Regions from separate parts of the Mus musculus genome. Here region 2 is linked to region 1. The links are chromatin contacts, found by Hi-C or POLR2A ChIA-PET in ENCODE. All regions are on one chromosome and are shown on one strand. The core of a region is the stretch at or near the end of the contact, and the rest is flanking DNA. Distances in the headings are between cores, read along the strand shown. Region 1 holds the start of Trpv2 (transient receptor potential cation channel, subfamily V, member 2). Region 2 holds the start of Fam222b (family with sequence similarity 222, member B).

Region 1 (3,853 bases), core at 1,008-3,507:
CATGTGTGGTTGTGTTACAGGACAACTTTGTGGAGTCAAGTCTGTCCTTCCAACTTTACATAGGTTCTAGGGACCAAATTCAGGTCACCAAGCTTGCATGACCAATGCCCTTTCCTGATGAGTCATCTTACTGGCTTTATTTTAAACATAAAGCCACAGCATTAAGATTTAAAAAATTCACCAGGCAGTGGTGGCACACTCCTTTAATCCCAGCACTTGAGAGGCAGAGGCAGGCGGATTTCTGAGTTCGAGTCCAGCCTGGTCTACAGAGTGAGTTCCAGGACATCCAGGGCTACACAGAGAAACCCTGCCTTGAAAAAAAAAAAGATTTAAAAAATTCTATTTCCAAGGGAACTGCAACCCTATAGGTGGAACAACAATATGAACTAACCAGTACCCCGGAGCTCTTGACTCTAGCTGTATATGTATCAAAAGATGGCCTAGTAAGCCATCACTGCAAAGAGAGGCCCATTGGACTTGCAAACTTTATATGCCCCAGTACAGGGGAACGCCAGGGCCAAAAAGGGGGAGTGGGTGGGTAGGGGATTGGGGGTGGGTGGGTATGGGGGACCTTTGGGATAGCATTGAAAATGTAAACGAGGAAAATACCTAATAAAAAAAATTCTATTTCCCATTCTGCTGCCCTCAGTTGCTTCAAGAATTCTCTTTCAGAGGCTTCACCTCACTCAGGAGAAGTTGGAGCCTTGTCTTCATAGAAAAAAAAAAAAAAAAAAAAAAAAAAAAAAAAAAAAAAAGCTAATATGAAGTAACTGCTTAAAAAAAACAGAGTTTGTTAAAGGAAATTTTAAGCATAGATTTAAACATTTATGAAGTTGATTGCTTAAATGCATATACGTGGCTTGGTTCCTGCTGCAAGGAGTCACCTCTTGGGGCCTCGCCCAGCTAAACAGAAGTGCTGGCATTACTCTGCACTTGCAGTCCTAAGCACATTTGAGCAACAGTGGATGGCTAAGTATGTTATTATAGGGGGCAGGCAGCACAGTACAAATCAGCCTCTGCCAGGGGCAAGGCAGGTGTCTTAGGAGTACGTTTCTAGGGCCCCTCCCCCCAGTTTAGGGTCTAGCTGGTCTAGCTCTACTGAGAGGAAGTGATGTTTAAACAGAAAATAGAGCAGGAAGCTGTGGTAGAGGCTGGCCTGGCATGCCCATGTTCAAGCACTATAAAACCAACAAAGAAACACAAACACAAGCAGAAGATGCTTAGAACTAAGGTATGTGGCCATGATGGCGATGCTACTGTGTGTGTGCGTATATGTGTGTGTGTGTGTGTGTGTGTGTTGCTTGTTGCTCCTAGCAGGTGAGACAGCTTGTACTACAGAGAAAACAGGACATATTTGGGAAGAGTGGAGGGCCATGCCAGCTAGTATTTGCTGAGTTTTGCCTTACAGTGGACTCATCTGAAAGATGACCAACCATGGAGGCACAGTTATAACACCAGCACTGTAGAGAGAGAGGCAGGAGGATTGCCACAGTTGGTTTCATATCAAGTCCTTGCCGCAGGTAAAAGTGTAAACCAAACTAAAATCTAAATAGCTGCCGTGGCTAATGACTGCCATACTGGACGGTACAGGTCTGGAGTGTAGCATGGTGAAGGTGACATGACTGGGGCGGGCCTCTGGGCTGCATGAGGTTGTTGTATGAAGTTTGGGTTTTATTTTTAGTGCTATGAAAAAGTGGCTTGGAGGTGGGGGTGACATTAATTAATTAATTTTTGTTATTTAGTTTTTCTTTGATTACTGATACTGGGGGTCAAACACAGGGCCTTACATATGCCACTAAGTCTACCATTAAAGCTAAACGCTGGCCCCTGGTTTATATTTTTAGCAGACCACCTTAGTTGGTATAAGAATGGGGTGTGACGTATGAGTGTAGCAGCGGAGAAGCAGGGGGACCGGTTTGGTAGAACATTCTCACGGGAGAGAAATTAGTGCTTTGGACCAATCAAACAAAATTTGGGATGTGGAGCAAGGACAGAGGTCTTCCGGCGAAAAAGAGAGGGAGAGCTGGTCCTTGTTCTCCCTGGCAGTGCCGGGGCTGTACAATTTCAGCCATTCCTGTTGGCCACACGGTTGCCACCTGCTGGCTGTTTCTGGAAGTGCCCTTGTAAATGGATACTCGGGGGATCCCTGGGGTCAGGACGCTGAGCGAATCTTCCTTAGATGGAAATAATGGCTGGATGGGTTGGGCTGCATTCTCTGGGGCAAATGCTAGACTGAACCTCTTCTCTCTCTGGGGCTATCCCATTCTTCTCTCCCTTGGGTCGGACAGTGATGAACCAAATGGCCGGGGGAGGGCACACGGTGTTAAGAATCAGGAGGGGTGGGCGTCAGTGTTTTAGGGCATGAATCCCACACCTGTGCCAGCTTCCACCCAAGCCTAGGTCCCACCACCCCAGAACTTCCTCTGACTGCCCCAGGGGCTTCTCTGGCTACAGTTGTGGGTGGAAGTGCACCGATGGAGGAGCAGGGCGTGTCTCGCGAAAGCAGGGTGTGGCCAGTGGTCCTGATGATCAGCCCAGTGGCCAGTCACTGGTCCTTGACAGGTTGGCGTTAAGCCCGCACTATCCACTGTGTGCGACGAACAGGTGGAGGGTGGACGATACAGAGAAAGCTACGGCCAGCTACGGAGGCTTCCGCGGCACTTCCTCTCTCAATCCCCGCTGCTGGAGAGTCCCGCTAGGCTTGGTGATCCTGGCTTGTAGTCTGCTGCCGCTACGCCTTGACTTCAGCCTGAGGGGTAAGTCGATGGGCTATTTCAGGATGTCCTAGGGGTTGCGTCTGGAAGTATGACAGTGAATGATTGGATTGGTCTCCCGGCATCTCCATCTTGGAATAAGGGTCTGCGTGGGATCTGGCTCCCTGAACCTCCAGGCCTCTTTCTCTGCTGCCAGAATGGGGATCCCAGGAGGTAAGGTAGACAGCCTCTGGAAGACAGTTGTTGCTGCTGGGGGTTGGGAATGATGTCAGACGCAGCGTCTGCCAGGATTTGCTTGAGGGTGGAAGCTAGACTGCGCAAAAGGAGGATGCCCATGTCCTACTAAGGTGGGCAGAGAAGTGAAACCTCAGTCAGGCCCCCTGGCTATTGTGGAAAATGCCCCACCCAGTTCTCTGAGTGTACTGGGATCCTGTAACAAATTGAGAGTGGGCCGGGGCCACACTACCGCTTCCTCTCTTGGCCCTGTTTTTTTCTGTCCCTTATTTCTACCAACCTGTTCCCTGCCCCTTTTTCCTACCCCCACTGTCTTCTGACCGGCTCTGATTCTTTCCTTCCGGTTTCTGAACTCTGAGGAAGACAGAGGCTCCCCAGCTCTAACTAGGTCCCAGCCCCGGCCACGTGATGGAGGCTGTGGTTGCTGTTTCTGTTGAGGGTGAGGTTAGCTGTCAGCTAACCCCAGACCCAGTGTGCAGTTTGAGGTGGGAAGGCAGATAGCGCTTGCCAGCTCTAAAGCCCCTTCGGAGGTGGTGTCTTATACCCTCAGATATGAGTCAGACTGGAAACGAACGTAATTGGGTTCTGAGAACTGAAGAGGACCATCAGGACACGAAGCGAGGTGGCAACTCACTTCTCTTTTCTGAGTCGCGGTTGTTCTGGCAGCAAAAGGAAGGGTCTGATAGACCAGTAGTTCCCTGGATCGCTCCCTCTCTACATTAAGGGTTTCGTGGCCTGTGCTGGCCAAACAACTGAAGTTTTATCTGTCTGTACCATTGGGCACTGGGCTTGATATCAGGTAGAGAATGGGTGGGGTTGTGAACACAAGCATTCTCACCCCTAAATAGGATTTGAGTCTTCTTGAACATCAGAAATTCCCAAGGGGGATAAAGACAGTCCTGACT
Region 2 (3,722 bases), core at 53-2,552, about 16 Mb after region 1:
CAAATTCAAGGCCACCATGGACTACATATGGGATTCAAGACCAGTCTGGGATACTAGTGAGATTCTGTCTTATATAGCCAAAGTTGTCATCATCACCTCAGTATTAATACATTTGTAAGCATTTCATGAAAACCCTTCGGGTTCCTGGGTACTTCTCTGAAAAAAAAAAAAAAAAAAAAAGACAGAAAGAAGTAACACCAATTTCTTTTTTTTTTTTTTAAGATTGATTTATTTATTTTATGAGTACACTATAGCTGTCCTCAGACACACCAGAAGAGAGTGTTGGATCCCATTACAGATGGTTGTGAGCTACCACGTGGTTGCTGGGATTTGAACTCAGGACCTCTGGAAGAGCAGTCAGTGCTCTTAACCACTGAGCCATCTCTCCAGAGCCCAAATTCTTTTAAAAATGTAGCTCTGGATATCCTAGAACTTCATCTGTAGATCAGGAGAGCCTCAAACTCACAGAAATCCTCCTGCCTCTGCAAAGATTCATGGAGTGCTCCATTCCGTCCGGGTGTTAGTTTATTAAACACTTAAGAGTTCCATTAAATATAGTTGTATGGGCTGGTGAGATGGCTCAGTGGGTAAGAGCACCCGACTGTTCTTCCGAAGGTCCAGAGTTCAAATCCCAGCAACCACATGGTGGCTCACAACCATCTGTAACAAGATCTGACGCCCTCTTCTGGAGTGTCTGAAGACAGCTACAGTGTACTTACATATAATAAATAAATAAATCTTTAAAAAAAAATATAGTTGTATAGGGGCTGGAGAAATGTTCAGCGACTATGAGCACTCGCTGCTGATGCAGAGGACTGAAGTTTGGCTACTAGGATCGATGTCCGTCCAGTCGCTCATAATCGTAAGTATTAATATTTCAAGTACTGTTGGGTACGTGCTACTACTACACAGGGATAAAGGTCTTCTTTATCGGTTTGCAAAAAGATCTGACTCCGTAGTCAGAGATGTACAGTAGGGAACGAGTCTGCAATTTCTTCCACGCCTAAAAGATTTGGTCTTTAAGTGCAGGCAGGATCCAGAATTCTGGTGGGATAAATCTCAATTCAAGACTTTAGTAATTTAGGCAAGATATTCTAGAGGCCTAAAAGGAAGGCTCAGTAGCCACATTCCCTAAGACCTAAAATATCCAAGGCCAGCGAGCGGCCATGCCCACTTGAGACCCAGAGAAGCAGGACATCAGGCAATGATAAAGACGTCCCCGGAGCGAGGTGCGCAGGCGCTGACTGCCGGAGAGGGCCCCGGGCAATCCGGGCTGCGCAGGCGCAGAAGCAGCTCCCGGCCAGTCCGGACGGCGGCTGTGATTGAGAGGCTGGGGCGTGGAGCAGCAGTGGCGGCGACCGGCGACAACGGAGCAGCCATGAGGGCCGGGCCCAGTCACCGACAGTGAGTGGTGGTTTAAGGGTAGTGGACTCTAAGGAATGCAGATATGGCGTGGTGGAAGGACACCCTGACTAGCGGGGTGGCTTCTACTTGTCGGGGACGGAGGTCGTGGGGGAGGGATAGTTTGAGGTGATGATGGTGGAGCATTTGGAGCATGGATGATTAGGTCATGAGTCCCAGAGCTGGACAGCTTGGCGGAGGGAAGGGGTTGCGTTTCGTGGAGTGAGGGCGCACACGGCAGGACCAGTGCCTCGCGCTGTCTGGTTTGTCATCATCCCTTCCCCCAGGAGCTTTGGGTCGCCTCTCCCTTTCCGCTTCTTTCAGAGAATGGTTGCTGGGGGGGAAGGGTGGTGGAAAATAAAAGCCGTGCTGGAGCTGAAGAAGTCCACTCTGAACCAGTCAGAGAAGGACTGGTCACTGGAGTTATGATGTGCCCTGGGTAAAGCTTGGGAGTCGGAAGCTCTGTTTAAATTCAGGAGGAATCTAGGTTAAAGAGCTAAGGACATGGAGTCAGGTTTGGAACCAAGTCCAGCACAGATAAACCTGATCGATAACCTTGGATAGGACCCACTTAACCTTTCTGGTTCTCTGGAAGATCCAGCATTAAATGCTGGGCTTTTGTAAGCTTCATATATTGGTTGAGAGAGCTTATGAAACCTATAGATTGGAAATACTATACGGATGCTAGTATGTACCAGCAATACGATCAGATTTTAGACTCTATGGTTATTAATGGAGTAACTGATTTCTCCATCAAAACAAAGCATATTTGTAAAACCTCAGTAGACAAAAATATGTGCACCCTGCATAAGTACAGCAGATCATCTGTAGAAATAGCACTTTCTTCCGTGGTGTGACAAATTCTCTGTCAAATTGAATAGGAAAAGTACCCTACTCCTGTGCCTTTTTACATGGTATGCAGCTTCTGACCCAAGAGGAAGCAAATACAGCCTGAAGCACTGAGCTATGTTCTCAGCCTTCCTTTTGCTTTTTATTTTGAGACTAAGTTTCACTAACTTGCTTATGCTGGTCTTGAATTCAAGCACTAGTTGAGTTTGAATTAACAGTCTTGCCTCTGTTTCCCCAGTAGCTGGGGTTATAGGCGTACCTGGCTGAGATTCGGGAGGGCTCCTCTGTTAATGCTTGTGTGCCAAGCAGTTTATTAACTGAGCCATTTATCTCCCCAGCCTCTACTTGATGCTGGAACCTGAGCCTGGGTTTTGAGTGTGCTAGGCAAGTGCCCTATCACCAGCCCATTTTGTTTTGTTTTGTTTTAATTGAGACGGTGCCACTACATTACCTAGGCTGCCCTTGAATTTTCAGTACCCCTGCCACAGCCTCCTAAAAGTAACTGGGATTACAGTTTTCCATCATCAAGCCCAGAATAGGCTTCTATTATTATTATTATCATTATCATTATTATTATTTAGTCCATTTTCTACACTCCAGATTTTATCCCCCTCCTGATCCATCCTCTGATGGTTCCCCATCCCATACCTCCTCCCTACCCTGTCGGCAGCTGCTGCTACCTCCTCCTCCTCCTCCTCCTCCTCCTCCTCCTCCTCCTCCTCTTCTTCTTCTTCTTCTTCTTCTTCTTCTTCTTCTTCTTCTTCTTCTTCTGTTGCTGCTGCTGCTGCTGCTGCTGCTGCTGCTTCTTCCTCTTTCTCTTCTTCTCCTCCTCCTTCTTTTTTAAGACAAGGTTTCTCTGTGTAGCCCTGGCTGTCCTGAACCCTGATTTCTCTTATTATATTTTTAAAAATTTGTTTATTTGGAGCCTAGAGAGATGGCTCAGTGGTTTAGAGCACTTGCTGCTCTTAAAGAGGGCCTAGGTTCCATTTTTAGCACTTACATGATGGTTCACCATCATCGTTAACTCCAGCTCTAGCCGATCTGCCTTCTTTATTTTGTAGGAAAAAGAACAAGTTTATTTAATGCCCTGCAAAGAAAGCAAAGGGGATTGATAATAATAGAAGATTGCCTGCCAGCCTCTGATACTTTTTAATTTTAAAAGCTTCCTTTGCAAGAGTCTGGTTGCCCTAGGGCGTTCTCTGTTTTGGAGTGGTGTACAGCCACAGCTTTTCAACTCTTTTTCTTCGTTGTTTATAGTCTTCTGCCAGAAATCTCTTCTGTGAAGTGAGAAGGACAAGTAGGTAGTTGTGTAAGGGTCTAGGAGATGGCTGGTTCTGTGAGAGGCTGGAGGAGCGCTCCCGGGGCTTTGTTGCTGAGGGTGGATAAAGCGAAGGACAGAGTTAAACTGTGCGCTGCCACGGAGGGAAAGTGCTTTTCTAGACACAGCTTTCTAAAGATAAGTGCGGATGCCT

The links. Hi-C counts contacts between places; a loop is a spot of excess contacts on that map. ChIA-PET counts read pairs that join two places held with the same protein, here RNA polymerase II (POLR2A).
Region 2: a loop to region 1 is called in a map of Patski, with 309 times the contacts of the local background. The contact joins the promoter of Fam222b here to the promoter of Trpv2 in region 1. A Hi-C loop is called at or near these places in 1 of 37 maps with a recorded cell type or tissue (Patski). POLR2A ChIA-PET finds 5 or more read pairs at or near these places in 1 of 5 experiments (Patski).

What each region holds. Positions count from the first base shown.
Region 1 is chr11:62,573,370-62,577,222 of GRCm38, forward strand. It overlaps Trpv2 (transient receptor potential cation channel, subfamily V, member 2), which reads left to right and starts at 2,258. Exons shown (of 15, transcript NM_001382489.1): 1 at 2,258-2,756.
Region 2 is chr11:78,093,388-78,097,109 of GRCm38, forward strand. Fam222b (family with sequence similarity 222, member B) reads left to right here and starts at 1,303. Exons shown (of 3, transcript NM_145430.3): 1 at 1,303-1,404.